Linked DNA regions of Mus musculus: all the other regions are linked to region 1. Evidence: chromatin loops called from intact Hi-C (ENCODE). Cell type or tissue: heart. All regions are shown on one strand. Region 1 holds the start of Egln3 (egl-9 family hypoxia-inducible factor 3). Region 2 overlaps Gm35818 (a long non-coding RNA gene). Region 3 has its middle 7.6 kb from the start of Gm40425. Region 4 has its middle 50 kb from the start of 1700104L18Rik.

Evidence for each region. A loop is a pair of places that touch in the nucleus more often than their neighbours do. Peaks named below come from ENCODE experiments on the same cell type or tissue, not always from the same donor. Only the 100,000 strongest peaks of a DNase experiment are listed, where the experiment ranks them.
Region 2: a loop joins it to region 1, with 2.6 times the contacts of the local background. A loop is called at or near these places in 5 of 42 quality-filtered maps.
Region 3: it touches region 1 in a loop (2.4-fold over the local background); 5 of 42 quality-filtered maps call a loop at or near these places.
Region 4: it touches region 1 in a loop (4-fold over the local background); 7 of 42 quality-filtered maps call a loop at or near these places.

What each region holds. Positions count from the first base shown.
Region 1 is chr12:54,202,216-54,210,215 of GRCm38, forward strand. Egln3 (egl-9 family hypoxia-inducible factor 3) reads right to left here and starts at 1,659. Exons shown (of 5, transcript NM_028133.2): 1 at 990-1,659. The coding sequence starts at 1,346. In heart, a CTCF peak has its summit at 3,168; DNase peaks (open chromatin) are centred at 266, 1,646 and 3,166; H3K4me3 peaks cover 2,159 bases; H3K27ac peaks cover 2,068 bases.
Region 2 is chr12:54,100,902-54,108,901 of GRCm38, forward strand. It overlaps Gm35818 (a long non-coding RNA gene), which reads right to left. Exons shown (of 7, transcript XR_872758.1): 3 at 6,327-6,528; 4 at 2,205-2,325; 5 at 1,763-1,843. Among named protein-coding and RNA genes, the nearest start is that of Gm35818, 37 kb to the right of the region's middle. In heart, CTCF peaks have their summits at 4,904 (motif pointing right) and 7,485 (motif pointing left); no DNase peak of the experiment used is centred here.
Region 3 is chr12:54,538,278-54,546,277 of GRCm38, forward strand. No RefSeq gene overlaps it. Among named protein-coding and RNA genes, the nearest start is that of Gm40425, 7.6 kb to the right of the region's middle. In heart, no CTCF peak of the experiment used is centred here; no DNase peak of the experiment used is centred here; H3K27ac peaks cover 535 bases.
Region 4 is chr12:54,280,012-54,288,011 of GRCm38, forward strand. No RefSeq gene overlaps it. Among named protein-coding and RNA genes, the nearest start is that of 1700104L18Rik, 50 kb to the left of the region's middle. In heart, no CTCF peak of the experiment used is centred here; DNase peaks (open chromatin) are centred at 630, 3,750 and 7,060; H3K4me3 peaks cover 261 bases; H3K27ac peaks cover 1,064 bases.

The DNA of each region.
Region 1 (8,000 bases):
AGAGCGGCACATGGTTCAGTGCCCACAATTCCTCTGCTGCTAGCATGCTCTACCTTGCTGGACTTCAAATGAAGTTTTCATGACTCTAAGAGTCCCTTGTCCCGCAGCTACACGGGGGCAATTCTCTCTGAATTGCTCCTGGAGAGAGAGTTTGACTATCCTTATAGGAAGAAATGGCCAGGAGCAAGACTAACCCAAAGTGATGTTACAGGCACCAGCTCCTCCACCTCCCATTGGTCTACCGGCCTGCCAATCTACCTGTAAACATTTTCAAGATAAATCATCACCACCCACTGCCCCCATTACGGGCTATGAGAACAACAAAAACAAGGTTTCTACCCAGAGGTACCTCACCACTCTCTTCATGGACCTTATCAGGTTGTTTGAGTGGATTTTGCCATGAGTTTATAGGAAAAGAAAGGCGATGGCGTGGGGCTCAGCACTTGGGCTGAGGGGTCTATGAGAATTCTGAGCCCCAGGGCTCAAAGGCTGCAGCAGAAGTGGAGGACTTAACCTTGTCATACCGAACTCTTCCCTCCCACCCTACCTAACTCTACAAGCCAACTAACACAAGGCAAAAATTAGACTTGCCTCTAGTAGAGTTAAGAGTGCCTCTGGCTACTGTGAAGGGCAGTACCGGGTGGCTTTAAAGGAGGCACTTCGGATCATGGACATGCGTGTCGCAGTGTTTCCAATATCTTTTCCCTCCACCAGCCAGTTGTCCTTGCGGTCATCACCAAAACCAGGGCAATTCTTTCAGAGTCAGCAGAAGCTCATCATCACGAGACACCTGAGCCCCTTAACGTGGACTTTTGCTTAAGGGGTTAGGCCAGGAGGTGGAGGGGACGCAAGTAGGGCAGATAGGCAAGCTGACTTCTTGGTTAAAAACCAAAGTTCGCTGCACCCCAGCGAAGGCGACACAACACTCCGAATGAAGGCTTCCCGTCCCCTGCAGCGCAGCTGCGGCTGGGCACCCGCACGCATCCTACCTTGGACCGCTCCTTGACATAGTATTTGCCCAGCCGGCTCCCGCAGTACAGGACCAGCCGGTCGATGAGGGACAGGAGGAAGTTGATGGCCTCGCAGCCCTCCTCGTTGCCCCCGATCCACGTGATCTGGTCGCCTCGCAGGTGCCGCTTGGAGACGCCGGCGCACGGCCCGGCCAGCTGGCCGTCACGCAGGGCCCCGTTGTAGTGCAGCTGCTTGACTCGCTCCAGCACGCAGTCGCCCACCACCTCGCCTAGGAAGTTGTCCAGGTAGCAGAAGCCGACCTCGTGCAGACAGGGCACGATGTACTCCAGGGCGATCTTCTCCAGATCCAGCCTCATGATGTGTCCCAGAGGCATCTCGCCCACAGAGCCGAGGCCGGGGACCCCCAGGGTGCACGCACCCAGGGCTTTCCCAGCGCGAGCGCACAGCGAAGATGCGGAGAGCCGGGCCGGGGACTCTCCCACCTGCGGTGGTCACAGTCCCCGAGCCACTTTAGCTCCAGAGGCGGGGAAAGTTGCTCGAAACTCTGAAGAGAAGGGATCCCGGCTCTGGGACCGGCGGGAGCAGTGTAGGGCTCCGCCACCCAGCGCCGGACTGGCCCAGTGAGAAGTCGGAGGGCCCTTTTTGGAGATGCAGAGCCACCGCCGCGGCGGCCGTGGCCGGGGGAGGAACGAGAGAAAGCACCGCCTTGACCCCAACGTCATGGTCCCGCCCCCGGGACTGCCCTCCTCCGGGCTCTTCCTCTTGGACTGGTGCTGCGGAGCATCTGGGTGAGCTCCACTCTAGCTAACCTGTGTGTGACCCAAGAAAGGGCTGGATTTTTTTTTTTTAATGCTCTCGATTTGCATATTGATTTGCGTTAAATCCCCTAACAAACTTGAAAACCTGGATCTCACGTCTGAGATGCACATGAACAGTTTATTGCCACTTTCTGGGCTAGTCACCTCTCTGGTGACTATATTTCTTAAACATTAAGGTTTAAGCTCTACCTAGTGTCTTTCCTTCTTTCCTCTTCTGTTTGATTCGGGTCTGGCTGTTCCAACCCCTGTGAGAGAGAGAGGTGAATTTAATTTTAACCAAAACTGACTGATTCATTAACAAACATTCCCCTTGACCTCCCCCCACCCTGTGTGCCAGGCTGGTGTGTATCCCCTGAGAAGGGAGTGGAGGACAGAGAGATAGGGAGGCGCCCCGGGAAGGGAGAGCACTGCCAAATCCTGCAAATTTTTGTATTTTGTCCTGCGGGAGATGTTCATGCACCATTTATACTCAAGCTTTTTACTAAAAGGTTCTGAAATTCTCTCTCAAAATCACTCGCACTCTCCCCAAAAGATACACTGTGTTCCAGGTCTCTCTGGCTTCTACTACATGCAACTTGCACTAGAGCCCTAGGCCCTACCCAAAAGGCTTAATTATCTACTGTAAGGTGGTCTCTATACAGATTTCTGATGCCCTTTCCTTCCAAATGAGAGAGAGAGAAACAGAGACATCTAAGACAGAGGGAAAGAGAGACAAACACAGAGAGACAGAGAGACAGAGAGTCAGTTCACATCTTTGCACATTTAGATTTTCAGTTAAGTCAAATGAAAAACTGCACCGATTTTTCAAGCATCACTAATTTTGGACATAAAGTCCTTTTTGCTTTTATTCTCTTCCCAATAGCCCCTCTGCTCACCTTCTCTGAGGGGAGAAGTGGGGGTGCAGTTCATGTGAAGGAGAGGCAGAGGAGGAGAGAGTGCTGACAGACTGGGAAGAAGGCTGTATTGTAGTCAGTGAGGGCAAACAGGGCCTTGGGGAGTGGCAGTCAACCAGAGAGGGTGTAAGCAGCTTTGAAGAAACCTAACTAGCTCCATGGAGAACAGGGACCCTGTTAATGGCCTTGCTCAGTTGGCCTCTTCCATATGTCTGTCCAGGAGAAGGTGTATTTCCTTAGGGTAAAGGCTCAACTTCAAGAAGCTGTTGTCCAAAAGCCCATAGCAGCACTGGGGTGACAGGAGCCCATGTCCTTGAAACACTGATGCCAGCACATGATAGATGGTTGGAAAACAGTCTCCTGAGACACTGACATCTGAACCTGGGCCCTGCAATCACCAGCTGGGGTTTTAGACAGGAAGCCAGCAGGACAGGACCTTTTGCAAGCAGTACTGAGGAGCCTCCCAGGGTATCTAGAGCAAGACCTCAGCGGCCACTGGAGGGGGACAGTGAGAACTTCTGCAGAACAGCTGTCCTGTCCCATCCCAGTAAAGGCAAACAAAGCAAAGGCTGGAGAGTAATTTATCTTCATTGGGGATAGAATGGAAATGAGTTCCAAACAGGAGGAAAGGCCATCTTCCCACTGTTATCTGAGCCCCTCTCTAGGAGCCACTCTGACCCCTCTTATGATCTGCAGGGACACCTTGGAGTAGGAAGCTGTGGAAGGTAGTACCTTGGGGCTTTTGCAGCTTTGGAGATTGTAGTAGACTTCAGAAATATCCCAATAAAGTTATTAACTTAATATTTAAATGGATTTCCATAATTTCAGAGCACAGTGGCTGCTAGTGTAGTCACAACTAGAACAACAGTTCAAGCAAGTTCAGGCCTGATGCGGTTCTAGATGACTTCAGTTCCAAAACGCGTGCTGGTCAGGAAGGGAGTCAATCCTGTAGCCCCATCCCTGCTTGGCTTACTAATCAATCACAGGGAACTTACTAATCAATCACAGACCTGCCAATCAACTCAGAGCTGCCAGCACTGAGAGCAGTAGGGAAGTCAGACATACTGTGACTGGGAGAAATCAAAGTTCATGATTCTACAGAGGGCACAGACAGGCAGGAGCCAAACGGGCTCTGAGGCTGAGCACCAGATGGGCAAAATCCAAGTTACCTGTAAATACATTTATTTCAGATATTTGTCCATTAACCTAAGTCATTTTAAAGGTGACTATTATATTCATCAACTTTTCATTGCTTTGGCAATGTACCTGAAACAGTCATTGTGGTGGTTTGACTAGGAGTGACCCCCTCCCGTGAACTCTCGGGTTTGAATGTGTAGCCCAGAAGGAGTGGTACTATCAGGAGGTGTGGCCTTGTTGAGGTTGGTGTGGCCACGTGGAGTGTGTTGTGGAGGAACAAGCTTGAAGTCTCAGAAACTCAAGCCCAGGCTCAGGGGTGCACAGCCACTACCTGCTGCCTTTGGATCAAGATTTAAGACTCTGAGCTCCTGCAGGACCATATCTACCCGCATGCTGCCATGCTCCTGGTCATGACAATAATGGACTAGAACCCTAAAACTGTAAGCCAGCCTCAATTAAATGTTTTCCTTTATAAGAGTTGCCACGGTTATGGTGTCTCTTCACAGCAATAGAAACCCTAACTAAGACAATCATTTAAAAGAAACAACGGTTTATTTATTTTGGCTCATGGTTTTTAAGGTGTTGTCATAGTCTTTGGGGACTGTGGCAAGGCCCATCATGTCAGGGAGAGGCAAGAAGAGTGATAAAGAATCCAGGGATCCAGAATCAGATACAAGGGTCACCCCCAGTAACCTAACGTCTTTCTACTAGACCACCCTTCTAGAGGTTCTACCATTCCCCAGCAATGCCACTGGCTGCCAATCAAATCTAAACATACGTGCCTTCAGGAGACACAAGCCAGACCATAGCAAGTATTAAAATAACTTCAAAAACATACAACCAACTTTGTTTTCTTTTTTTTTTTCCTTTTAAGATTTATTTATTTATTATATATAAGTACACTGTAGCTGTCTTCAGACACACCAGAAGAGGGCATCAGATCCCATTACAGATGGTTGTGAGCCACCATGTGGTTGCTGGGACTTGAACTCAGGACCTCTGGAAGAGCAGTTGGTGCTCTTAACAGCTGAGCCATCTCTCCAGCCCCAACGTTCTTGTTTTTAATTCTGTTATGATAAAATACCCTAATAGAAGCAACACAGAGGAGAAAGGCTTATTTTAGCTCAGAAGTCACAGTTCATCATTGCAGGGAAGTCAAGATACCAGGAGGTAACGTAGCTAGTCACATCACATGCACAATCAACAGTAGAAAGCAGTGAGTGAATACATGCATGCTTCCCCATCTCCACTCTTACACATTTAGGATTCCCTGCCTAGGGAATGGTGCCACCCAGAGTGGGCAGGTCTTTCCCACTCAGTTAAGTAATCAGTTAATACTTCTACAGTCTTCTTACAGGCAAGCCTGTCTATATAATTCCTCTCTGAGGGGTTGGAGAGATGGCTCAGGAGTTAAGAGCTCTTGGTGCTCTTCCAGAAAACCAGATTCCCTTGTGGTAGCTCACGGCCATCTATAACTCCAATTCTAGGAAACCCAACTTTCTCTTCTGATCTCCAAGATAATCGGACACATATGTAGTGTGCATAGAAATGAATGCAGGCAAAACATCCATATACATAAAATAATAAATGAAATATAGATGATTCCTTACTGAAACTCCCTTCCCAGAAGATTCTAGATTGTGTCAATTTGGCAGTATTCGACATCACATGATTTCAAAGTGAAAACTTCAGCATCATTTAGCATGTTACATTCATGTTACAGCATGTTACATTCATGTTACAGCATGTTACATTCATGTTACAGCATGTTGCAATCACTACCTCTGTGCTGCCAAAACATTCTAACTGCCCCAAAAGAAAATTCTACACCCCTTGGTCAGTAATTTTCTGTTCCCAACTTTCCTCAGTCCCTGGCAACCACTGATCTGCTTCTGTTTCTCTGAGTTTACTTATACCAGACATTTTCTCTAAGTGGACCATACTATATGGGACTTCTTCCAGCTGGCTTCTTTCTTGTCACATAAAGTTGTTTTTCAGGTTCACCCACATTGTACCACATATCAGTGCTCTCTTCTTTATGGCTGAATAATTGTGGCTATGCCATAATATCCTACTTATCAGTTGATGGATTTGGGTTCTTTCCATATTTGAGTTAGTGTTAGTAGTAATGCTGTGAACATATGTGCCTAAGGATTTGATTAGCCATTTTCAACTTTCGGGGCACGGGGCGGGGGGGGGGGGAGTAAAATATTGAAGTCCCATTTTGAAGAGCCACCAAACTATTTTCTTAACAGCTTAACATTTCACATTCCCACCACTAATGTGGAAGAGGGTCTATCTGGTTTTGTTGTTGTTGTTTTGTCAAGAAGGATCTCACTATATAGTCCTGGCTGACCTAGAACTCACTACAAAGCCAGGCTACCCTCGGAGATCTGCTGCTTCTTGTGTGCTGGAATTAAAGGTATATGCCACTGTGTCCACCTCAAATTTTTCTTTTTCTTTTATGTGTAGTGGGGTTAGGCCTACACGTATGTGTGTGAAACATGGGTGTTCCTGTTGCCTGCAGAAGTCAGAAGAGAGAGTCAGATTCCCCTTGGAACTGGAGTTACAGATGCTTGTGGGCTGGGGCTGGGAGAACAGCTGGTGTTCTTCAACTGCTGAGCTGTCTTTGTAGTCCTTCAAATTCTTCCTTAATCCTCGTGTAACTTATTATTTCCCATCAAAGTCCTGCCGTGTCTGAGTTTTCTTTTATCCTGGTAGGAGCTTGAGTATCATTTGCATCTGCGTGCAACTAGAATACTTTCATAACACTTAATATGGTGTCATAGCCTTTACAACCACTAATTCAGTTAATTTTTATAACACTAAGATATAACTTCTATTACGAGCCCCCATCGTGAATATGACCAAAAAAAAAAATGTGGGACATGAGGATGATAAATAATTTGCTGAAGTTTACATTGAAAACACATCAGTGTAAGATGGGCAGGTCTCCCAGTGTACTGAGGGTGTGGGAAATGCTAAGCCACATGCCGGGTATAGCAAGAACTCACTCCTGAGCACTTTTTTGTTTTTGCTGTTGTTCTTAGTTGGGATACTTTCACGTGTGATGACATTTTTAACTCTTGGCTCCCTCACTAATACTTGCTGAAGATGGGATATAAGCAAAATATAATCATACACTGTTTAGATGACAGTCACTTTCCAAACTGCAAACTGAGATCTGCTTCTTGCTCCATCCTAATTATAGCCCACAGTTCCAGGATGCAAGACATAGATTTCAGTGATGTATTAGCCTGTTGAGAACAATCCCTGGTCATGAGTTACGTTTCGGTCCAGGCGCGGGGTGCTTTTAAGGGACACAGGAAGTGAGTTCATTTCAGTGCTGCGGCTAGTGACACAAGACCAAAATGAATTTATGGCTGTAAGCTCATGGGTATAACTCGGGTTCAGAGAAGGAAGTGTTTAATTACATTGTTGTCCCTGTGGACCTGAGCCATCCTGCTCTTTCCCAGGTCTAAGAGGAAGCCAAAGAAAGCCAGCTTTGTGTCAGTCCCTAATTATGTCTCAGTTCACAGGTGTGTTTGAGTCCATCTCATTTGTTCCCTGACTATTCTGTCAGGTTCTGGCTTTTGGAAACATGAATAAAAATGTTCATTAATATTTTTCAGTTTTCTCTTGTTTAGGCTTAAAGTGTCTAAAAATCTTTTGCATTAGTCATAAAAAAATACAGCTGTGTCAAATTTTAAGCTGGAGTGTTTAAGGAGTGTTTTAAAGAGTCTCGTTGCTTAATTTTTACAAAGGCTTTTCCTAAAGTGTTTCTACTCATTAGAATTTTACACCATATTGTATTTTTTTTTAAATAACCATATCCCAAAATAATCTTAGATGCAGAGGGAAGCTGTGAAGACTCATGTGGAGTTTTCAAATACCCCACAGGCTGTTTCCCCACAGTTAACATCTTGTATTGTTTGGTAGAGTTGTGGTAACTTATGAACAGTGCTGATGTATTCTTAGTAACAAAAGCCCTTATTTTTCCAGATTTTCTTTATTTTTACTGCAGTGGCCGTGATCTCTTCTAGGATCCTGTTGACACTGTATACAGGTTGAAAGAAAACCCACACATTCCCAGCCCTGTAGCTCCAGTAGAAACCAGTCCGAAGATCCCTGGCATGAAGACAGAGAGACAGCAATCGGACCTGCCCGGTTCCTTCCTATG
Region 2 (8,000 bases), 100 kb before region 1:
TAACATGCTGAGGTCCTGGACTCAGTGCATGGGCCTCTCAAAAAGTGAATGGAATGAGCTTACTGGGCTTCTTGGTGTGCCAGACACTGCAGGGATTGGAAAGCTGAATAAGTCACAATCCCTGCCCTGAGGACGGTGCAGCCCCAGGAGCAGGACACAGCTACGACCATCAATGTAAAGTGACAGTGTCATCAACAGCTGGAAGATGAGCACCTGGGAACCTTAGAGAAGGAAGAACTGAGCAGAGGCCAAGAGAGCCAAGGGCAGACACAAAAAGGAAGAATGGTGGCTCTTCCCAGACTGTGTGGGAAGACAGGCCTCTGGGGGAGGGAAGGTTAGGAGATATAACAGCCTGGGAGTGGGTCAGGAGAAATGTCACTGAGGCAGAAGGGGGTCAGACCAATACCCACGTACACCCAGAAAACACACCCTGGGTTGTAAGAAAGTGAAGAACAACTATAACCGGCTATTCTTTCAAAAAAATTCCTTCCCTGCCCATCATGGAGGTCCATGCTGCCCAGCACTCGGGAGGCAGAGGTAGACAGGTCTCTGTGAGTGTGAAACCAGCTAGGTCTACCTACTGAGTTCCAGGCCAGCTTGGACCACATAGTCAGACTCTGTTGAAAGAGGAAGGAAGGTTGGGGAGGAGAAACCAGAAGGGGAGGAGGTGGGGCGGGGGGGGGGGGGAGGACAATTGTTCACTAGCAAAGGCAAAAGCGTAAAAGAAGCTTGGGAATTTAGCTTTCATGATCACAGGGAGGACCAGGGATGGACATAGCCCAGCTGGAGTTAGGCACAAACAGTCCCCAGTAGCCTAGCACCAGTCATGTGACAGAGATCCAGGAAAAAGATAGCATGGAGAAAAAGACCTGTTTACACCTTAGGCTCAGCTGGAGAGCCCCTTCCCCAGGACCCCAAGAGTAGCCTAGGGACCAACAGAAGGCAGAGCACCCAGCCCTGCTCTCAGCCGGAGCCATAAAGAGAGTGGCACAACGGAAGCTGGTTGTAAAACTTAAGCAGATCAGACACCATAAAATACTTTGTAATGCGCCATTGAGGCGGCCAAATAAGAGGCTTGAATAAATTTATATTCCAATTGCTAAACATTACAGTCAATTTAAAAACCCACAAAAGTTTTGCCGAACAACTGTATAACTTAGAATGGATCTGTCGCAGCATACAGTCCCTAATAGACGAGACATAAAACAGTCACAGCTAACTCCCTCTCACCTGCTAAATCATCTTGAAATAGTTCTGCTAGCTCAACTCTCCCTTTTTCTTCCTTTCAAAAAACACTGTAAGGTAATTCTTAGGTTAATGTGAATTTTATTTATTTATTTATTATTTATTCACCTTTTTCCCCCTCCAGACAGAAAGTACTAAAAACTGTCAGAGCCAGGGATTTATTATGCCTGAAGCCCTGCCTTCCGCCTCTGGTGAAAGCCCTCTGCCTGTTTTGGGGGTTGTTTCTCATTCATTAAGCTTTGGTGAGATTATCAGCTCATGGCGGCTGTTTTATAGATGTTGAAATTGCTAAATATGCACATACGTGGTCATATACTGACATGCGTAGGCAAACATGAACATGTACACACACACACACACACACACACACACACTCGTGCGCGCGTGCACACAAGGCCCAGTACCAAAGGGAAAGCAGATGTGCTCTGACTGACAGGCTCCCTTCCCCACTCTTCTGCTCCATTCCAAACCACTCAACCTCTGTCAGAACTGAAGGAAGCAAGGAAATGCCACTCACCCAAATTCTGTGGCTGTTCCGCTCAACTAAAGAAGCCATTTCCTATCTCATTCAGAAGGGTCATCCGGAGATCTGTAGTATCTATTAGCATATCAAAGCATCAGAGGGCCTCCAGCCTTTCTCAGTACCCATGGTTCTTAGCCTTTCTCACCCCACCTTACCCTAAACTCCAGCTCATGGTCTTCCTCTTACACTGTCTTCCCCTCTCCATCTCCTTTCCTATACCTCTTAGTCTGCTTTGTTCTCTCTCTCTCTCTCTCTCTCTCTCTCTCTCTCCCCCCCCCCTCTCTCTCTCTCTCTCCCACCCCCTCTCCCAGGCTGATCCAGTCTGCTGGCCATGTTTAGTCTCTTACTTTCTCTCTCAGCTCTGAACCCTTCCACACTCCTCTGGCTGTACTGTCCTTCATATCTACAATAAAAACCTTCTTCTCAAAAACCATACCTTGGAGCTTCCATGTCCTCAGTCTATGCAATTGCCGGTTGTGAAGCCTCATACTGCAGTGAGATATCAGCGAGAACCATCTTTGCCTTGGGTGTGTTCCCATTTCAAAGCCAAGAGTTATCTCGAAGAGAAAAAATAATAACAATAATAAGATAACGGTGGCTATCCCCATTGTTCGGCTGTTGTGACTGAGATCTAGGGAGGCTGACACTTTGTTAAGTATGACATGTCAAAAGACACACATAGAATCAGTGCTCCAATTTCTCTGTCCTGTGAGGAGAGCTGCGATGGGACCTGAGCAAGAGCGGGCCCATTAGAGGGGGTGTGAGGAGGGACAGAGTAGATTACCGGGTTTTTTTTTTGACTGTTCCATTCACAATCAAAACATTTCTACTCCTTTCTCCTAGTCAAGGTCCATTTTCTGTGAAAGTGGGATTGTAGTAGAGGTAGAACATTATACTGCAACAACGAGTATCTCTTTGTTCCCATCTTGGGGTTAGGGGTGGCATTCACAAAGAACTGGCTCTTGAGACACAAATCCACCCCTGAGACAATAAAGAGAAGCTGAAAGGGAAGAGAGGAGGGGTGTCTCCTAGCACCACGTAAGACATGGCTGCAGGGGCGGTAAAACCTGTAGGCTACGTTATGGTCTGCACACCAGACAAAGTATCCTAGTTAGAGCTACTACTGCTATGATGGAGCACAACCAAAGCAAGTTGTGGAGGAAAGGATTTATTCAGCTTACACTTCCACACTGTAATCCATCACAAGTGGGGTATCTGGAGGCAACAGCTCATACAAAGGCCATAGAGGGGTGCTGTTTCTGTTGCTGTGATGAAACATCATGACCAAAGCAACTTGGGGAAAAAAGGGGTTGTCTACCAATTAAGGTAGAATTCTACCTTAAGTGGTTAACTTCTCTGAGCCTGGCACAAAATGGAAGCCTCCCTTTACCAGAAGGGCCTCCGCTCTTCTGACCTTGTCTGGGGAGCCAGAAACCCCACACTCTATAACTAGAGAAGGTTGAGTAGTCCTTGGAAGACCTATAAGTTCAACTTCCTCTTTTCCCAATAAGAGCCCACACAGCAAGTACCTGGGATTTCTGGAATACCCCTCCATGCACATGAGACAGAATGTTATAGAACATTAAACGCTAACCAATGGTTTTCATTTACCCTGAAAACTTCTTCCCACTCTCCAAAGTCCATACAAAGTCCTGATTCACCGGGAATAAAATGTATGCATACAAGCCTACCCCGTATAAAGGTATGCACACAAGCTAAGATCATTTCAGAGAGCTGTTTCAGAGAAGGCCTTTGTAACACTAACATCCTCAGAGAAGTGTGTGCGTATGCGCACACACACACACACACACACACACACACACTCCCAGCTGGCCTGGGATCCCACAGAACCCATTCTGAACACCACTTCATTCTTCCAGCCTGAGAAGGAGAAAGTGAACAACTTGGAACCACACTTGGACCCTAAAACAAATATCACAAGGGTTTATTTGGGTTACACCTCTACATTGTGGTCTATCACTGAAAGAAGTCAGGACAAGAACTCAAACAGGGCAGGAGCCTAGAGGCAGGAGATGAGGCAGAGGCCACAGATGGGTGTTGTTTATTGGCTTGCTTCTCATGGTTTGCTCAGCCTGCTTTCTTATAGAACCCAGGACCACCATCAATCATTAAATAAGAAAATGGCCTTCAGCCGGGCGTGGTGGCACATGCCTTTAGTCCCAGCACTAAGGAGGCAGAGGCAGGCAGATTTCTGAGTTCCAGGACAGCCAGGGCTACACAGAGAAATCCTGTCTCAAAACAAAACAAAACAAAACAAACAAACAAACAAACAAACAAACAAACAAATGGCCTTCAATTTTCTGAGATTTCCTCTTCCCCTGAGACCCTAGCTTGTGTCAGGATGACATAAAACTAGCCAGCACTCATGGGTTTCTCTCAGAGTGGAAAGTGTGAGGATGGACAAAAGCAGACAGGGTGGCACGCCTCATCGAGTGGCACGTGCTTTGCCAATGCGTAGCCGCTTCCTTTCCTGTGTGGTTTAGGAATCCAGGGCCAAAGAATTGAGAATCACAACAACAACAACAACAAACAAACAAACTTTAAAAGAACTGAGTGTGGGGAGCCAGGTGTAATGATGCTGCCTTTAATCTCAACAGAGGCAGGCCAATCTCTGACAGTTCAAGGCCAGCCTGGTCTCACTTTGTAGAACCAAAGAATAAAAAATAAAAATAAAAGGGGGGGGACTTAGACAAGATCACCCAAATGAACTAAGACTAGCACTCTGACTTCCAAAGAGTATAATAAGAAGGTCTAAGGACATTGCCTAGAGAGGCACACCCTGTGAGAAGACATGCAGGGGACACAGGACCAGTAAGAACAAGGCTGCCCAAGTTGCTCTGGATCAGACTCGAGATGAAAACCCCCAAGATGGTGCCTAGGGATAGAGGGGAGGGGCTGAAAACAGGACTCTGGTAGCAGAGGTGGGGCCATACTGATTCGGGATAGGAACAACCACGAACTTACAAAAATAACCAGAAAGATGACTTCCCCAAACTGCAAACTCAGCAATTCACGGATGTCATTTTTTTTTTTTTTAAGCACTACTTCCATAAGCTTTCAAGAGCCATTAATAGAAACGGATAGTTGGAATCTAATCTCTTTTGTGCCACTTGGGGGCAACACCTTCATGTTTGATTTATTGAGACTCTCACCTCTGTTTGCCTTCTGAAAGACAGAAGTTGCTAATCTGAAAGCTTTCTTCTCTTCTGTAAGTGGTTACAGAAAATTCCCAACCTGATAACGACAGAGAGCACTGGACATTTTTATGTATTTATTTATTTAAAATCAAATCATTTCACCCTCTCCTCTGGACCAGGCAAGGTGAATGTCAGCTACAAAGACTGGCTTCTAGGCAGTCCCCCGCCACAGGTCAGAGAGGGAGTTCTGAGCATAGGTAGGCCTGAGGCTGAGGCCACAAGCTGAAGAACCCATTGAGACTATCAGCAACAGGAAGTCCAGTCTATGCTAATCTAAGATAGGCAGTGCTTGGTGAGTCCCAGGGCACCCTTAGAAGAAGGAAACACGAGTCAATTACTCCTGAGACATCAAGTCGGTGTACAGGGCAGCAGCCACCATGGAAATAGCCAGAGGCCTAGTGGGTAACCAGCAACAAGAAGCCAGGGCCCCAGACAGAATGAGACTCAGGAGTCCAGATGCAGGGGATAAGTATTCTGTCTACTTATGGGGCTGGTTCTAGGCCTGGGCCCTTTGCAAGTGATCATAGCCATCAGTCTCCTGATTACCAGAGCGTCTATCTCTACACACTTCCTTGCCACAAATGGAGCTAATGGTGGTTTGTCTAAAACAAGCCTTGGCCCTTCTTTGAGCCCTTCATCAAAGGACACTGCCAACACAGACCAATGAGGAATCTCACACCACAGTAACAACTCTGTCCCGCCCATCATTTGCACCAATTGGTCCAAGCTTTCCCACTTTAGACCCTCCAACCCTCCACTGCCAAGGCTAAGCCCTCGCCATCTGTCTTAGTCAGGGTTTCTATTCCTGCACAAACATCATGACCAAGAAGCAAGTTGGGGAGGAAAGGGTTTATTCGGCTTACACTTCCATACTGCTGTTCATCACCAAGGAAGTCAGGACTGGAACTCAAGCAGGTCAGGAAGCAGGAGCTGATGCAGAGGCCATGGAAGGATGTTCTTTACTGGCTTGCCTCCCCTGGCTTGCTCAGCCTGCTCTCTTATCCAAGTCCCTGACCATAGAACCCAAGACTACCAGCCCAGATATGGTCCCACCCACAAGGGGCCTTTCCCCCTTGATCACTAATTGAGAAAATGCCTTAGAGTTGGATCTCATGGAGGCATTTCCTCAATTGAAGCTCCTTTCTCTGTGATAACCACAGCTGTGTCAAGTTGACACAAAACTAGCCAGTACACCATCTCTTGTCACTACAGGAATAGGTTACTACTTGGTTCTCCATTCCAGTGATCCCCAAAACTGTCTACACTGCCATCAGAACGTTCATTCTGGCTTTATATCCCCTCCTGCTTCGTAAACTTGAACACAGTGAAGCATAGAGCACCTGGCAGAGATCCGAAGGTTTGGTGTACTCCTCCCATTTTCCATGTGTTCCTCCAGGAACTGCTGTGTCCACTAGATCCCTCTGCTGTCCTTCTTGGAGCTTAATTCCTTCTCATCTGTGTGCCCACTGTTCGTAGGCTGCAGGCTTCTCCTGTACTGCCCACTACATGGCCGGATAGCTGTTAGCCTCTGTGTCATTGCCTCTGTAAACAGCAAGAAACAGGTTCTCTTCTTGTATGCCCAGTAGCTACTCTGAGTAGTAGGTACTCAGTCATGGTTACATCGATTCAGACAAGACCCGGGAACCAAAGGTGATAGGGAAGCTAAGGCATAACTGACGGGGCTAGAGTTTATTTTATGCCTGTTCTACAATATTGCAAATGAAATGCTTCTTACACAATATTGTAAATGACCACAGGGAGTGAATAAGGATTCAGAGGTAAATTCAATTTAGTTTTGCTTACTCTTTCCAGAGAACGAATGCAGCCTGTCTGTAAGCTGAGCTAAGAAGCTACATATTTGCCTCTTCCCTCTTAGCAATAGCTGCTTAGGAGAGAGAGAGAGAGAGAGAGAGAGAGAGAGACAGAGAGAGAGAGACAGAGAGAGAGAGAGAATAGAGGACCATATATTCTGGAGATCAAGTCTCAAAAATCAAAAGAATACATGAAATCAAGGCTAATCTTAGTTTTATTTCAAATCACAGCTACAGGTAAGAAAAGATAAACACTGGGGCAGGGAGATGACTCGGTCATTAACGTGCTCACTGCACAAGCATGAGGATCAGAGGTCAAACATCCTCACCGGCATAACAAACCGAGCATGGTAGAATGCACCTATAATTCCAGCCCTGGGGAGGCACAGACAGAAAGAAAGATCCCTGAGGATCAGTGCCAGCCTGCCTAGTCTAACCAGTAAACCAGATCTCAAAGAGAGCTCCTATCTCAAAAACAGGATGGATGGCTCCAGAGGAATGACATCTGAGGTTGACCTCTGACCTCTACACGGATTTGCACATAGGTGCACATGCACCTACACACACAAGACAAATAGCATACAGTAAGATGTTAATGATGCATCAAAACTAACATGTCAGGCTGGAGAGATGGCTCAGTGGTTAAGAGCACTGACTGCTCTTCCAAAGGTCCTGAGTTCAAATCTCAGCAACCACATGGTGGCTCACCACCATCTGTAACGAGATCTGATGCCCTCTTCTGGTGCGTCTGAAGATAGCTACAAGTGTACTTATAATAATAAATAAATCTTTAGGCCAGAGCAAGTGGGGTCGACTGGAGCGAGCAGAGGTCCTGAATTCAAATTCCCAGCAAGCACATGAAGGCTCACAGTACAGCTTCAGTGTACTCATATACATTAAATAAATAAATAAATAAATAAATAAATAAATCGTTTTAAAAACCCTAACATGTCTAGGACTTTCTAGGTGCCATATGCCATGCTATTACCTGATTTCATCTTTTCAACAAATCTGTGAAATATCAACCTCCTCTCCAACCCTGATTTGAATCTGATTTAGAGCTGGCTTCATTTGCATACAACACAGACACTGACTAGCACAGCTCCATGCATACATAGATGGTTCCAGAACTCTCCAATGCATATCCCAAACAGAGGGTTGATATCCAGACTCTGTCTCTCCAGAACATAAACTCTTAGTGCT
Region 3 (8,000 bases), 340 kb after region 1:
TCCTAACAACCCCTTTCCTTAAGCTGGACCATAAGACAATATTTGCAGGCTGCCTATCTTGTTAGGGTTTCTATTGCTGTGAAGGAGACACCATGATCATGGCAATTTTTAATAAGGAAAACATTTAATTGGGACTCCTTTTCAGGTTCAGAGTGAGTCCATTATCTGCGTGGCTTGACGCATGAAAGCGGACATGGTGACGAGAGTTCTATATCCAGATCTGAAGGCAGCAGGAAGTGACTGTGACACTGGGTGTGGCTTCAGCATCTGAGACTTCAAAGTCCACCTTCTTTTTTTTTTTTTTTTTTTCAAGACAGGGTTTCTCTGTGTAGTCATAACTTCACACCAAAGTGAATATTAATAATTGGAAATCTAAATTACAATTTGAGTATTCAGTTTCCCAAGTAGGCAGAGCTGGCTAGGTAAAGATTAATACCTAATAGGATAGAGTTCTCTGCCAATGTTTATTTGATTCATACAAAATAATTTTAAAGCACTGAAATATTGGTGGCGATATTAGTAGTGGTAAGGGAATTTGCATGAAAGATTTGCTTAATTCAACTGAACACCATCAGATTTTTATGAGACTACACATGTGTAAAGTTATCATCAAAGAATACTGGAATTTGAGGTATTTTTAATATATTGTATGTATTTAGCAACTGATATTACTAAAAAGTTATGTTTTTATGTTATTCCCACCCAGAAAAGCATCTAGAAATTCCAATTCTAGGCTAGAATTCCTCTCATAAGTTAAGAGTGCTGACTGCAGTTTCTCTCTCCCCTTTGTTGGGTATTTCAGCTAATGTCATCCCCATTGGGTCCTGGGAACCTCTTGCAAAGGGGAAACTGGGAAAGGGAAAACATTTGAAATGTATATAAATAAAATAACAAATAAACAATTTATTTGGTTTTTTGGTTTGTTTTGGGGTTTTTGGGGGGTTGTTGTTTTTTGTTTGTTTATTTGGTTGGTTGATTTGGTTTGGTTTGGCTTGGTTTGGTTTGGTTTGGTTTGGTTTGGTTTGGTTTGGTTTGGTTTGGTTTGGTTTGGTTTTTTGAGACAGGGTTTCTCTGTATAGCCCTAGCTGTCCTGGAACTCACTCTGTAGACCAGGTTAGAAATCTGCCTGCCTCTGCCTCTCAAGTGCTGAGATTAAAGGCGTGCGCCACCACTGTCTATCTGGCTACCAATAAACAATTTTAAAAAAAAGTGTGTTGATTATTTTTCCAGAGGACCTGGGTTCCATTCCCAGCAACCATATAGAAGCTCACAACCATCTGTAACTCTAGTTCCAGGAGGATCTGGCGCCCTGGTGTTGCCTCCATGGGCACTACCTACACATGGTACACAGTCACACACGTATGTAAAACACTTGTACATATAAAAGTAAATCTCAAAAATTCAAGCATGTAGAACAGCTACTGCCCAAATTAAGACATGTTTTATGAATAATTGTATTGCCCTGTGATGGTTCAGATAGGAAGTCCCCCATAGATTCATATATTTCAATGCTTGGACTATAGGGAATGGCACTATTAGAAGGTGTGACCTTAGAGTAGGTGTGGCCTTGTTGGAGGAAGTGTGTCACTGTGAGGGTAGGCTTTGAGATCTCAAATGCTCAAGCTATACACAAAATGGCACAGTCTCCTTCTTCTGCCTGCAGATCAAGATGTAGAACGCTCAGCTTCTCTAGCACCACGTCTGCCTGCACATCTCCATGTTTCCTACAATGATGGTAGGATTGGACCTCTGAACCTATAAGCCATCCCCAATTAAATGTTGTCCTTTATAAGAGTTGCCTTGGTCATGGTGTCTCCTCACAGCAATAAAACCCTAAGGCACACCTCGAAAAGTTTCTTCATAGTCCTTTGCCTAGTGCCTCATTTTTTTAAAGCTGCAAAATAAAATTTGTTTCATGTCTTAACTAAAATTCACTGTCATATCTGTTATCTAGTTGTGAACAATTACACAGATACCATCAGTGTGAACAAGTCTTTATTTAGGCTTCTAATTATGTCTCTAAGAGAGATCCCAGAAGTAGAATTAATTGTAGGTCAATTTCTTTTCCAAGACTGCTAATGCATCTTTTCTGTCCATTTCCCCAGCAGTGTCTGAAAGGACATCACAGCTAGTGAAGAGGAGCCCTGGTCTTTACAGATGCAATGCATGGAAATATTCCTGTATATAGTAAATTTGATTGGTGTTCTGCACAGTAAATCCGGTTGCTTCTATCACTGAAGTTGAGTGTGTTTAAAGTTATGCTAGCCACTTATAAATCTTTTGTTAATGTCTTTGCCCTTGACTGTGGTCTTAATTTTGAATTACTGAATATTAAGGACTTTATATACAGTGAGGTTGTTAACCTATGTCTCGCATAATTATTGCAGATATTTTCTTCAAAAAATAATTTCATATCTCCAAAAATTCATTTCATTTTTAACACAAAAGGTCAAGGCAGTTTCTTCTTTCTTTTGTGATCAAGAATTAAATACACATTCCAGCTGGGGAAGTGTCTTGCTCTGCATCATCGGGGAAACTTACTCCTACAGCAGAGACCCACAGCCAGACGTTAAGCAGAGAGTAAAAGACCTTGGACCGCACAGTCCTAAATGAGATATCATTATAAAGTCCCTCCTCTTAGGGCTCAGGGAATGCCCCCATTCCACCACACAGAAGGAGGCAGAAAAAGCTGGAAGGAGATAGAGGACACTAAGAAAACAAGGTCCCCTAAATCCACAGGGCTGATGAACTCACAGAGGCTGAGACCACAGCCACAGAGCTTGCACAGGTCTACACCAGATGGGGCCCTAGAGCTGAAAGGAGAAGTAGGCACAGCCCCCATCCCTACCCCAGAAGCATTCTCCAATTGGTAATCACTTGCAAATGGAAATTTAGTTTTCTAAATTTCCTCACCAGAGAAGCAAACTATTCTTAAGGACAGGCTGCTCACGCAGCACTAGATGACCAACAGAAAATTAACTCAGCAGCACCTTAGGAGGCTCTTTATCTCATAAAGCATCTCCCATTTGTTTGCTTAACTTTCTTTTTTATATATTTTTTCTTTCTTTTTTACCTTTCAAGTCCCTTGAGCGTATATTATGGCTTATAGTTTAGTGTTTTAATGGGATTCCTGAGTGCCAACAAATCTCTGTGTCTAAAACTGTTTCTTGTGCTTCTGTAACTTTTCTTGGGCTCTTTCCCTTCTGTTTGTCTGTTTGCTTGTTTGTTTGTCTTGTCCTATGTCAGTGTTAGTTTTGTTTTATCTTGCTATATTATACTTTATTTTATTATTAACACTTATGTGGTGGTTTGGATAAGAATGGCCCCATAGGTTCATATATTTGAATGCCTGGTCATCAGGGAGTCGTACTGTTTGAGAAGGATTGGGAGGTGTGGCCACGTTGGAAGAAGAGTATCACTGGGGCTTTGAGGTTTCAAAAGCCCATGTCTGGCCCAATTCTCTCTGTCTGCAGCCTACAGAGCAGGATGTCGTTCTCAGCTACTGCTCCAGCACCACGCATGCCGCCATGTTCCCTGCCATGATGATAATGGACTAAACCTCTGAAACTGTAAGCCAGCCCACCATTAAATGCTGTCCTTTTTAAGAGGACAAGCATTATGGTCAAGCCAGGCGGTGGTGGCACAGGCCTTTAATCCCAGCACTTGGGAGGCAGAGGCAGGAGGATTTCTGAGTTCGAGGCCAGCCTGATCTACAGAGTGAGTTCCAGGACAGCCAGGGTTACACAGAGAAACCCTGTCTTGAAAAAGAAAAAAAAAAAAAAAAAAAAAAAAAAAGAGTTGCTATGGTCATGGTGTCTCTTCACAGCAATACAGCAGTGACTTAGACACCTTAGATGCCTGCTTGTTTTCTACTAAGACAGAATAGATCCAGATATGAGGAGAGGTGGGGAAGAACTGGGAAGAGTAGATGGGGGAGAAACTGTAACCAGGTCATATTCTGTGAGGGGAGGAGCTATTCAATAAAAGGAAAAAGTTAAGTCTAATTCCTACATTTACTACATAACATTGTCCTATCCGAGAAGTTTTAGGACAGACCTTTTCAATTGTATTTAATTTTATGTTTCAAAAATGATGCTTTGTCAAGCCTGCATATGACTTGTTACCTCTCAATAAGTCTTTTGAAGTAAATTAACAAATCAGAACAGAAATTTATCTGTCGGAATATTCCAGTTGAATTTTTAAAATAGAATTTCCTTTAAGAAACTAAAACAATAAGCCTGGGCTTATCTTTTAATACATACTGATGAAAGACCTGTATCCAAAAATCACAAAGAACCAATCCATAACAAGAAATCCAAGTACCAAGTAAAAAGTCTGCAGAAGAGCTGAAGACCAGAAGACGTGCAAAGAGCACAGAAGACATGCAAAGAGACCAGAAGACGTGCAAAGAGCACAGAAACATGTGATCACTACACATCACTAGTGTGGGACATCACTACACATCACTAGTGTGGGACATCACTACCCATCACTAGTGTGGGACATCACTACACATCACTAGTGTGGGACATCACTACACATCACTAGTGTGGGACATCACTACACATCACTAGTGTGGGGCATCACTACACATCACTAGTGTGGGACATCACTACACATCACTAGTGTGGGGCATCACTACACATCACTAGTGTGGGGCATCACTACACATCACTAGTGTGGGACATCACTACACATCACTAGTGTGGGACAAGCTCAAGCACCAAGGAGCTGTTACTACAAGCCTGTTCAAATGGCTAAAACCCAAGATACTGATGCCGTTAAAACTCAGCAAAGACAGGACTTCAGGAACTCTCATCTACAGCTGGTAGAAGCACAAACTGCTAGTTTTGAAGACTGAATGGCAATTTCTCATGGAGCATATAGGCATATAGTCTTAGCAAAATAACTGAAAACTGATGTCTACAAAATGTTAATCATAACTACCAAGACTTGGAAGAAACCAAGGTGCTCTTTTTCTTCTTCTTTCTTCAATTTTTTCTTTCTTTTTCTAAATTTTAATAAGTGTGTGTGTATGTGTCTGTAGAAGGAGATCAGAGGGGTATCAGGTCCCCTGGAGCTTAAGTTACAGGCAATCGTGAGCTGCCTAATGTGGGTGCTGGGAATCAAACTCAGGTCCTCTGCAAAAACAGCATATGAACTTAGCCACTAAGCTATCTCTCCAGCTCCCAAGATATACTTTAGAAAGTGACTGTATATACAAACTGAGGTTCATATATTCAATGGGATATTACTCAGTAATAAGAAACAAGCCATCCAACCATGAAAAGATATGGAAGAGAGCCTTTGTGGAGAGACTATTCTGCATAATAGTGTAATGCTGGATACCTGACATTAGGTGTTTGATAAAACCTATAGCAAGTTCAACACAGGAACCAAGCCTGAAGGAAACTGTGGACCGTAATTAATAATGATGCATCGATATTGGTCCATCAACTATAACAAATGAGCCAGCAATGCAAGATGTTAATCAGAAGGAAAATCATTATAGGACCAGGGGAAGGTGTGTGCCAACTCATGGTTCTGTCCATTTGTCTATAAAAAATCAATTACCATATATGCATATGTGTGTCTTCCACAAAACTAATCACTCTTTGAAAAACTTCCTTGAAGCCAGAAACAGTCCTCTATAAGAGGTAAGGCCTCATAACAGCAAGATAAGTTACTAAATGAGAGAGAGACAGACGGGTAGACAGGCAGAGCTAGGGTTAGCACTGAGTTATGAAGAGGTCTGTGAAGCTGGCCTGATCTGGTTTTGAATTCTGTACTTACTTATATCAATCTGGCAAGTTGTTGAGGTTTCTTTGGCTTTGATTCCCTCAGTTGTATAATAAAATAAAAAAGAGTTGTAACTTGAACATTTAAAAAAAATGGACATGAGCCAGCATGGCCTCTCCAGGCAGAGGCAGGCAGATCTCTGTGATTTTGAGGCCAGCCTGGTCTACAGAGTGAGTTCCAGGACAGCCAGGGCTACACAGAGAAACCCTGTCTTGAAATATATAAAAATAAAAAATTAATATCATCTTTCATTTCAGACTCTTCTCCCAAGACTTTTCTTCCAAGTACCTGGTAGATTTATTACTATTTGATATAATTAGGAAACAGGTTAAAGTTTAAATTATCTATATTTATTGATTTGTTCAATAAATAATTATGAGGTGCCTAGTATGTTCTAGGCTCTATTCTAGACACTAAGAGCCCAAAACACGGACAGAACAAAGTCCCAAATAACAATCCTATATAAAGGGAGAGGAAGCAGATGCTGAACAAACACACATAATAAACTCTCAGAGAAAGATAAGGGAAAGGGGGGAAGCTGTATAAAGGCAGAAAGAGTGTGGTTCTCTCTGAGCAGTCTCAGGGAAATGAAGGGGAAGGCGTGCCCGAGGGTGGAGTCAGTCTGTATAACAGAACAATGAGGGGCAAAGCCTTCCCCACCACCCGCCCCAGGAAGGAGTCAAGCCTTGGCAAAGAGGAGTGCCTGAAGCAATGCGGGGGAGAAGGGATATGGCAGGGGGTGAAACAAAGAGACATACATGAGGCCAAATTGCTTAGTTCAGGCTTGGAATTCAAATCCCAAGAGAGAAGAGAAATCACGGGAGATTTTAGAACTAGGTAAACACTGTGATCAACTTGTATTTAAACAATCCTACTCCAAGGGATATGGGTAGTTCAGTTGGTAGAGCATCAGGCTTTTAATCTGGGGCGTGGGGGGGGGGCGTCCAAGGTTCAAATCTTTATTCAGGCAGAAGCTATTTTGAGCTCCTAAATAAATGTGAGTCCAAGCATGATAAAGGTAGAAACCTCCCACCTAAGTAAGACCCACAGAGTTAACAAAAAATGAATGAGGCCGGGCGAGGTGGTGCACACCTTTAATCCCAGCACTCGGGAGGCAGACGCAGGCGAATTTCTGAGTTCGAAGCCAGCCTGGTCTACAAAGTGAGTTCCAGGACAGCCAGGGCTACACAGAGAAACCCTGTCACCAAAAAAAGAACGAAAATAAAATCAGACACCATCCAAGCAGTATCAAATCATCTCCAAGATAATTCCTAACATTTTCAGGGAAGAGGAAGCTACCTGTAGTTGGGGGAAAAGTGCTAATGGGTGAGGGTATTATATGAACAATACAAAACCACATGATAAAACCCATTTTGTATAATTAACATATGTTAATGAAAATGTTTTTAAAATCGAATACCAGCAATAGCCATATGATTGGTTAGAGACATAAATATTGTAATAGTATTTCTTCTTGATGTGATTATGAATAAACATAAGTATAAATTACTCAAAAGTATCTAGGACCTCCTACAAGTTTTATTGCTCGCCCTCCAAAAAGAAGATACATTGGAAGTCTAATCCCCAGTGGCCCAAGATGTGATGATATTTGGAAAGAGTTCTTGCAAATGTAGCTGGTTAAGATGATGTCACACTGAAGTGCAGTAGACCACTTACTGAATAGAACCCTGGTGTCCTTACAAAGAAAACAATCTCATGGAGACAAAGGATGCAGTTAAGAAAGGCATGGGAAGAATAATACGGCACTGCCCCGAGCCGTGGAACTCCACCAGAAGCTCACACAAGGCAGAGGCGGACTCTCACGGAGTTCATAGGGCACACAGCCCTGCCAACACCCTCACTTTGGACTTCTAACTTCCTAAGCAAAGCATCTTTCCTCCTCTCCACCTACTTGCCTCCCAAGGGCTGGAGGATACTGAATCAGCCCATCTTAAAGCAAATCCACTAGGCAACCAAACACCCAGCCCCATTTCCATAAAGACACGGGTTAGGGGACGCTTGGTTGCAATGACGGTATAGAGTTGGCTTTTCTTTTGTTGTATTGAGCACAGAAAAGGGAAGCGCTATCCCAGAAATCCTTGCGATCCACACCTATCCAGAAACCAGTCTCTGGTTCTCTCTGTGGGAAATGGGGCCACTAAGAGGAAGTCATCAGTGAGGGAATTACTTTCTGGTAACAT
Region 4 (8,000 bases), 78 kb after region 1:
GGAACTGTCCTTCATTCCAAGGAAGACTGAGGGTAACTGAGCCCCTTGGAGCACAGGCCTGCATATCACCCTGTATCTAGCAGCTTGGCATCTCAAGAAGCCATTACTATAGCTTGTTGACCCACACAGTGAACAGAACATTCTGGAAAGCAGATGCTGACGGACTCTGTCAGCTGTGGGATGAAACATTCAGTCTCATGTGAGTATCAGTTGTCTTTCCAGGAACGGTATCACTTAATGTCTCTCCCACCCAGCCTTGGGCATAATATTAGAATGCCTGCTGTCAACTTTTCCAGGAAAGGGGCCCAGGAATTTGAGACTTCGCTAAGCCTTGACTTTGGACTTCTAGGTGTTTCTTTACTTATGATCATAAACTCTGTGTCACTATTTTTCTTATATTTACCCACCCTCCTAACAATTATTGAGTACCGAATGTGTGCCAGTCCTTGTACTGAAGACACAATAATGAACGAAATGAATACGGGCCCCAGAGGCAGACTTTGGTACACAATCAGGTAGCATGCCAGGGGAGCAAAACAAGCAGATCTAATGGAGAACACTTGTGTAAGAACATTTGTCTCAGCATCTGTCCTGAGTCAGAGGCCCCAAGGATGTGGGCCACAGCCAAGCGTGTATCTCAGAGCTGCCTTCCTGGCCTCAAGGAGTCCTGAGAAGAGAAGCAGCTGTCATTTGGGCTTTGCTGGAGAGAAACATCTAGATCGGCACTTCCACTTGAGCTAGGAGAAGTCTGAAGAGATTTCAAGGGCAGGGTCACCTGTCAGGCAAGTCTGGGACTAAGGACCAGGGCACCCAAATTGAACATACAACTAGTTAATGACAGATTTTCATTTTTTTTTTTAACAGATAAGTAACTGTCCTCAGAAAGCATTCAAATGACCCCACTGGGATTTAAAAAAAGATTGATTTTTTTTGTGTGTGTATGTGTGAGCACGTATGCACATGCACTCACAGAAGCCAGAAGATACCTTGGATCCCTTGGAGCTGGAGTTAACTGGCGTGTTTGAGATTCCTGGTGAGGATGTAAGTTCCAAACCCTGATCCTCACAATGGAACCGCAGGCATCTAAACAGCTTAGCCATCTCCCTGACCGGAGTAATAGCAAAGGGGAAGGAAGGATGGGGAAGAGAGGAAGGGAAAGAAAGCAAGAAAGAAAAGGAGGAGGAGAAATAATAAAAAGAACAATATTAATATTTAACTAAATACTCTAATTAAATACTAATATTTCAATTTATATATTTTAAATGAGATCAAAATGTATATATCAAACACATTTTGAAAAAAATGTAAATGGAATGTTGTATGGAACTCCCAAAGAACTAAAAAAAAAAAAAAATTAAGGGAAGACATAAGTAAAGACAGACTCCTCGTTACAAACCCTTCCTCAAGCCTTGGGTTCTAATACGGCCCACATAGCACTGATAGCCACTGTTACATGTTCTGGCTTTGTTTTTTTGCTAACATTTAAAAACTGATGGGCCCCATATAGGTCCTGTTTTACATCTAATGAAAGTTCCTTGCATTGACCTATCTATGCTAATGGTGTCACCTCAGAAGCTTGAGAGCAAGACAAAGAGTATCAGCAAAACTGGTGGAAGGAAAAACCTGGTTACGGCGACAATCACACTCACCCTTATTCACTCATTCACACATTTATACTCACACACACACTCATATTGTCTTATACCTACACATACACTTATTCTCTCATATGTTCACAGTTATACACACTCACAAATACACTTACACTCACAGTTACACACACTTATTCATGCAGTTATATACTCACACATGAACTCACACTTGTTCACTCAGTTACACACACACACACACACACACACACACACACATACACACACACAGTTGCTGTGCCAGCATCAGCATCTACCTATTGGGAAGTTTGTTTCCTTCATTTTGGACCAGACATTGGTGAGGGTTCGAGTTAAAGCCGGCTGCTGTACTATGGGTCACCTCTGACTTTGTTGCTTGCACCAGAAGATGATTAGCATCCCTGGTTTCTATCTACCTTGTGTAGTTAGAACTCTTTCTCCACCCAATGGTAACAACCAAGTCTCTAGACAGCCCCACATGCCCAGAGCTGGGAAAAGCATGATGGCAAGACACTGATTTGAGGACTAACAGGGACAGGAGGCCAGAACCCTGGAGTGACAGCTTCCAACAGAAAAGCAATTTGGTCTTGCCAGTTCTGAGCTCAGGGAGCCAGCAGCCATAGCCTGCAGGAGGTCTTTAGCTCTTTTAGGGGTATTCCATGCCTCTCTCTTGCCTACACAGTGGCCCCCACAAACATTTGGTTAGAGAGAGAGAGTAGCGAGTTATGATTAGAAACAGACTACCCAGCTTAAGACTTAGGTTTGACCAGGAATAAAGCCATGCACACAAGTCCCTAGTCACTCTCCACGAAGAGGCCTGTCTCCATAGGAACTGTGAGTAGCAGGCTCTTCTGACTTTTCACATTCTCACTTTGCACACATTCCACTGGGAGTGTGGCTCAGGCCTGGTGTTCATGCAATCCCTATGAGTGAACTGTAAAATGAAATAATCTTTGGGACACAACTCAAGTTATTGGGAAGAATATTTATTTAAAATTGTTATGCCTTGACAAAGCAGATAAATGACCTGCTCTGAGCTTGTGACACCCCCGCCACCCTCCAGTCTGGATGGCTTCCTCATTCCCACCTCACAGTTGCTGAGTTGACCCTCACTGACTCTTACCAGCTGTTGTTTGCAGAATTAGAAGCTGGACAACGGAGGAGGAGGGAGAGGGGGAGGGGAGGGGGGAGGAGGAGGAGGAGGAGGAAGAGGAGGAGGACAGAGAGAATGAACCCCTTTCTTGGAATCTTAAGGATCCAAGAACTAACTGTATTGGGGGAATCAGGACTCCACCCAGACACCAGAAAACATCCACCCATACAAACAAAAAAGCTTAGCTTCAGATGACCAAGGAAGCTAAAAAGCTCACCATTCAGCTGGTACCCTTGTGCTGAGTACTCATAAACCTTCATCTTCAGCCCTGACCATCTTCTTGTACACGAGATGTGTAGGTGTGTGTGTGTGTGTGTGTGTGTGTGTGTGTGATGCATGTGATGCCAAGGCCAGAAAAGGAGGTTGGGTATCTTCCTCTATTACTTTCTGCCTTATAGACTTGAGATAGGATCTCTACTGAACAAACCACAAGCTCACTGTTTTGGCTGGACTGGCTGACTAGCAAGCTTTGGGGATCTACTTGTCTTCACACACACACACACACCCTGTGCTGGGTTTATAGACATTTATAGCCATGCCCAGCCCCCTAGCACCCATCCCCTCTTTTTAACATGGGTGCTAGGGGATTTGAACTCATGCTTGCCTATCTAGATATCTCTCTAGCCCAAAGCCATGTACACATTTCTTCAGAGCAGTGTACATTTCATGCATACGTCTTAATCAGCCCACCCCTTCATTCTGTGCACTGAAAACTCAGGCACCGGATCTGCCTCTACCGGTTAGTTGCTTAGAACATAGCTGAATGAAACTCAAGTCCCAGAAATGGCCAACCCAGTAAACAGGAGCCACTCTGAGGTTAAGTTCTGCATCAGCCCTGAAGTGGATATGCAGGTAGGATGCCATACTAAACATCAGGGTGCACTGGGAGGTAGAAAGGGAAGGGCAGGAACTCAAGAGGTTCTGGCCTTCAGAAAAGAAAGGGGGCCCCATCACCCACTACATCTCCAGCTCCTGCTGGCATGGAGCATTGAGTAGAATGAGTAAGCACCGTGCAAGTGACTGAGCAGTGACTGGCCAAACTGACTAGTGCCTGGGGTGAGCCATGGGTGGAGCTTCAGCCCTCAAGCCTCACTAAGCTCACATTTCAAAGACCCTGCTACCCAGAAGGGCGGTGACATCTTCCCTTGGTGTTGACCAATGCAGTTCTTTTGCTTGAAAGGAGCTTAACAGAAAACGCCTCAGAGAACTGTTGATGAGCATAATTACACGGCTAGTGCCTCCTAAGCCAAAAAGTTTCTTTAAAAACTTAGCCATTCAATCGGCCCGGCTGAAGAGGCAGTGAAAACTGAAGAGAGAGAAGTCTCAGGACCTGATGACCACTTCTGAAAACTCGAATATAATGTACAACTCTCTTTGCACAACTCCATACAGTGAGCACCTCTTTATGTGCTGGGACTATAGTGGGAATAATGAGAACACTACTAACTGCCCACAGGAACTGATGGGATGTGGGAACAGGGCGGTGCATGCCTCTAGCACCAACATTCAAGAGGCAGATCTCTGTGAGTTCCAGTCCAACCTGGTCTACTTAGCAAGTTCCAGGCCAGTCAGACCACATAGTGAGATCCTATATTAAAAAACAACAACAACAAAAAAAAAAACAAAACAAAAATGAAGACAGGAGCCTAACATAACTGTCCTCTGAGAGGCTCCACCCAGCAGCTGACCAAAACAGATGCAGAGACCTGCAGCCAAACACTAGACTGTAGACTGAGCTGGGAAAGACATGTGGAAGTGTTGGGGAAAGGATTGAGGGACCTGGAGGGAATAGAGACTCTAGAAGAAGACCAACGGAGTCAATTAACTGGACCCTTGGGGCTCCCAGAGACTTAACCACCAGTCAAAGAGCATGCAAGGACCAGACCTATCCCCTGCCCTGCTCATATGTAGCAAGTGTGCACCTTGGTCTCACCTGACAACTGGAGCGGAGGCTGTCCCTGACTCTGTTGTCTGCCTGTGGATCCTGTTCCCCTAACTGGGCTGTCTTGTCTGGCGTCAGTGGAAGAGGAGGTACCTAGTCATGCAGTGACTTGAGGTGCCATGGTGGGTTGGTTTCTGGGAAGGGACAGTATCCCCTTTCTTAGATGTGAAGGGGAAGGGGAATGAGAGAGGGGGCATATAAGGGGAGACTGGGAGGACAGAGGGAGCTGCAATCTGATGGTAAAGTGAATAAATTAATAAGTTAATGGAAAAAAACACACGTGATATAAATACACATATATAAATATATAATATAATACATAGAAATACATGTAATATAAACATGTGTGTGTGTGTGTGTGTGTGTGTGTGTGTGTGTAGAGGCATAAATGATGAGAATAACAGAGGAAAACCACGCTAACCAATGGAGGTGAGAGAGAATCACTTTTTTGTTGTTTTTAATTTTGGTTTGGGGGGTTTTGTTTGTTTAGGGTTTTTTTGTTTGTTTGTTTGTTTGTTTTTTGAGACAGTCTGTGTAACCCTGGTTGTCCTGGTACTCACTGGGTAGAGCAGCCTGGCCTTGAACTCAGAGATCTGCTTGCCTCCACCTTCCCACTGCTGGGTTTAAAGGTTTGTGCCACCACCATCCGGTGAAAGAGAACCTCTTATCAAACTCTTAAGCTGAACCCGGAGGGGTGAGGAGCCAACTCCAAGAGCTATGAAATGTCCCAGGAGGTGTAAAGGCCTTGGAGCGGTAGGTACTTTATCAACCAAAGGCCTTGAGTTGGAAGTGTGAGCAGAGAGCTGGAGAGGAAGGGCAGGGTGGGCCACTTCCCGCGTCTAGAAAGGTTCTTTTTCTTTTGAGTGGAGTCTTGTAGAAGCCATTTCATGTGACTGTGGCTCTCCTTGTTAGCTCTAAGATAACACATAGAACTTGCTTAGTGAGCCCTTCACTCCTCAGCACCACGCAAACCCGACAAGCTAGAAACCAGTGAGGAAATAAGTCCATTTTGCAGTGTTTTGACTAACAGCAAGGATGTAACAAATTAGCCCCAAGTGTCAATCACGTAAAGGATCCAGCCCCTGCCCAAGCAAAGACTGGGAACAACATTCTCAGATGTTGGTCTGATCCTTGGCAAGCGGTCAACAGAGATGACAGGGGATTGAGCGTCTCAGTGGTTGGAGCTTGCTCTGGGTCACACAACCTCATTCGGATGCTAGCCTTACATGTTTCTGTCTGGGGGGGTCCTTGACCAAGTTTCCTAATATTGTATCACAGTGCTCAGGGTCCTCGTCTGCAAGAAAGGACTACTCAGGACTACTCCGAGCACCCTTACAAACTGCAGGGTGCAGAGCAAGCTGTCAGTAAGTGGTCCTGACATTAGTGTTCCAACACGGTACGTAAGAGAACACACACAAGAAGATGCCACAAACTATGGGGAGTTGTCACAGACAGTCAGAAAGGCCTGGCCTTGTTCTTTCTGTTTTGAGAAGCAGTTGGGTGGCATCCTAGTGAGGCTTACTATTCCTGTGAGGAAATGCCGTCACCAGAGCGACTTTGCAAGGAAAGGGGTTTTTTCACCTTAAGCTTCCACATCGCAGGTTATCACCAAAGGAAGTCAGATCAGGAACTCAGATAGGGCAGGGACCTGGAGGTAAAGGCTGATGAAGAGGCCATGGGGGGTGGGGGGGGGGGGAATGCTGCTTTCGGACTTGTTCTCCATGGCTTGCTCAACCTGCTTTCTTAAAGAACCCAGCTGAGGGACAGCACTTCCCACAGCCGTCTGGGTCCTCTTCCTACCAATCGCTGATTAAGAAAATGCCCTACTGACTTGCCTACAGCCTTATCTTACAGAGGTCTTTTTTTTTTCTTTAAATTGAGGCTCCCTCAGATGACTTTAGTTGACATAAAACTATCCAGCACAGGTGTGTTGCAAACCTGGACCCTGGGCAAGGACCCGGGCCAACACATATACCTTTCTCATGCAGACTCTGAGTCCCACAGCAGTGTTTAAACCCAGATCTGAGCCTAATTCTCGGGGCAGTCTGAGACCAGGAGAGGAAGGGAGGAAGCTGCTTCCTGGTCCTCTGTCCTGAGCCCATTAGCTCCCTTACAGCGCAGGCACAGCTTAGTCTCAAGTTCTTGCAGCTTGGTTTCTCCACATTGACCACTGCTGTCCAGGCCTTTGCTTAGAAGAAAATCATCGTGGCATCAAAAAGGATGGAGAGAGAAAAAACTGCTTGGCTCCTGTCCCTGGCCGCGCACTGTGCCCCAGCTGGCTCCAGCTGTCTTGGAATGGGGCAGGGTGGCTGGCATGTAATTGCCTGGGCAGAGATAGGAGGTATGCAGGCCTACGTGCACGGCTGCATGCCCCGCAGAGGCCGGGAGGGATACTGTTTAGTGAGTGTCCGTCTGATAACAACCTGAATCCTTCAGATGTCAGCTGCCTGCCAAGCTGGACATGTCTGTACACCGGCACGCAGGAGTCTGGGAGACAGAACAAAGGGACTGTCACTGATTCAGCCTTGTGCTATAGTGTCATCCTCATTGGAACAAATCTTGGGCCAGCTGGCAGGGAGATTGTATCTAGGAATTCCACAGAGTATCATGGAGACTGTCAAATTCTAAAGGGGCTTTGGGGTGGCAGATCCCTGTCAAGGAGCCAACCACTCCTGTCCCATTAGGAGTTGGCAGCTGGTCGTATACCTCCCGTACAGTGCTCTTTTCTATGCCTCTCCCTGTCACAGGCCTGGCTGTTGCTAGCTGTGCCCTTTTCCTTTGGGTCACAGTTTCCCTCAAGGCCCCAAACCTCCCCTCCCTCCCCATTTCCCAGAACATGATGGTATTAATTATGGCTGGCTCGTATCTGCTATGCATTCCATGCCACTTGCAGCTCCAGCCTGCTTTCCTTACTCATCACTGCAACCCTATAGGATGCATACAATTATCTTCTTGCTCAGTACACGAGTAAACCAAAGCTTGGCAAGAATCAGTGACTTTGTCCAAGTCACGTAGACAGTGAGGTGGCAGAGCTAGGAAGCAAGTCCAGGCTGCCTACGTCCAGGATCCAAACTCCTACTTTCTTCCCATTAATGACCAAGTCCTTATGAATCACCATTTGAAAAACAAAACAAAACAAAAAACATTTTGGGTTCCCAGGTCTGCTTCAGTGGAGTGACCAGCACTCAAACGCAGCATGAGGATTTTATAGCTCTCTCTTTTGTGTGTAGTCAGAAGGAGAAATGTTTTCAAACTAGGAGATGCTAGGAAAGGAAGT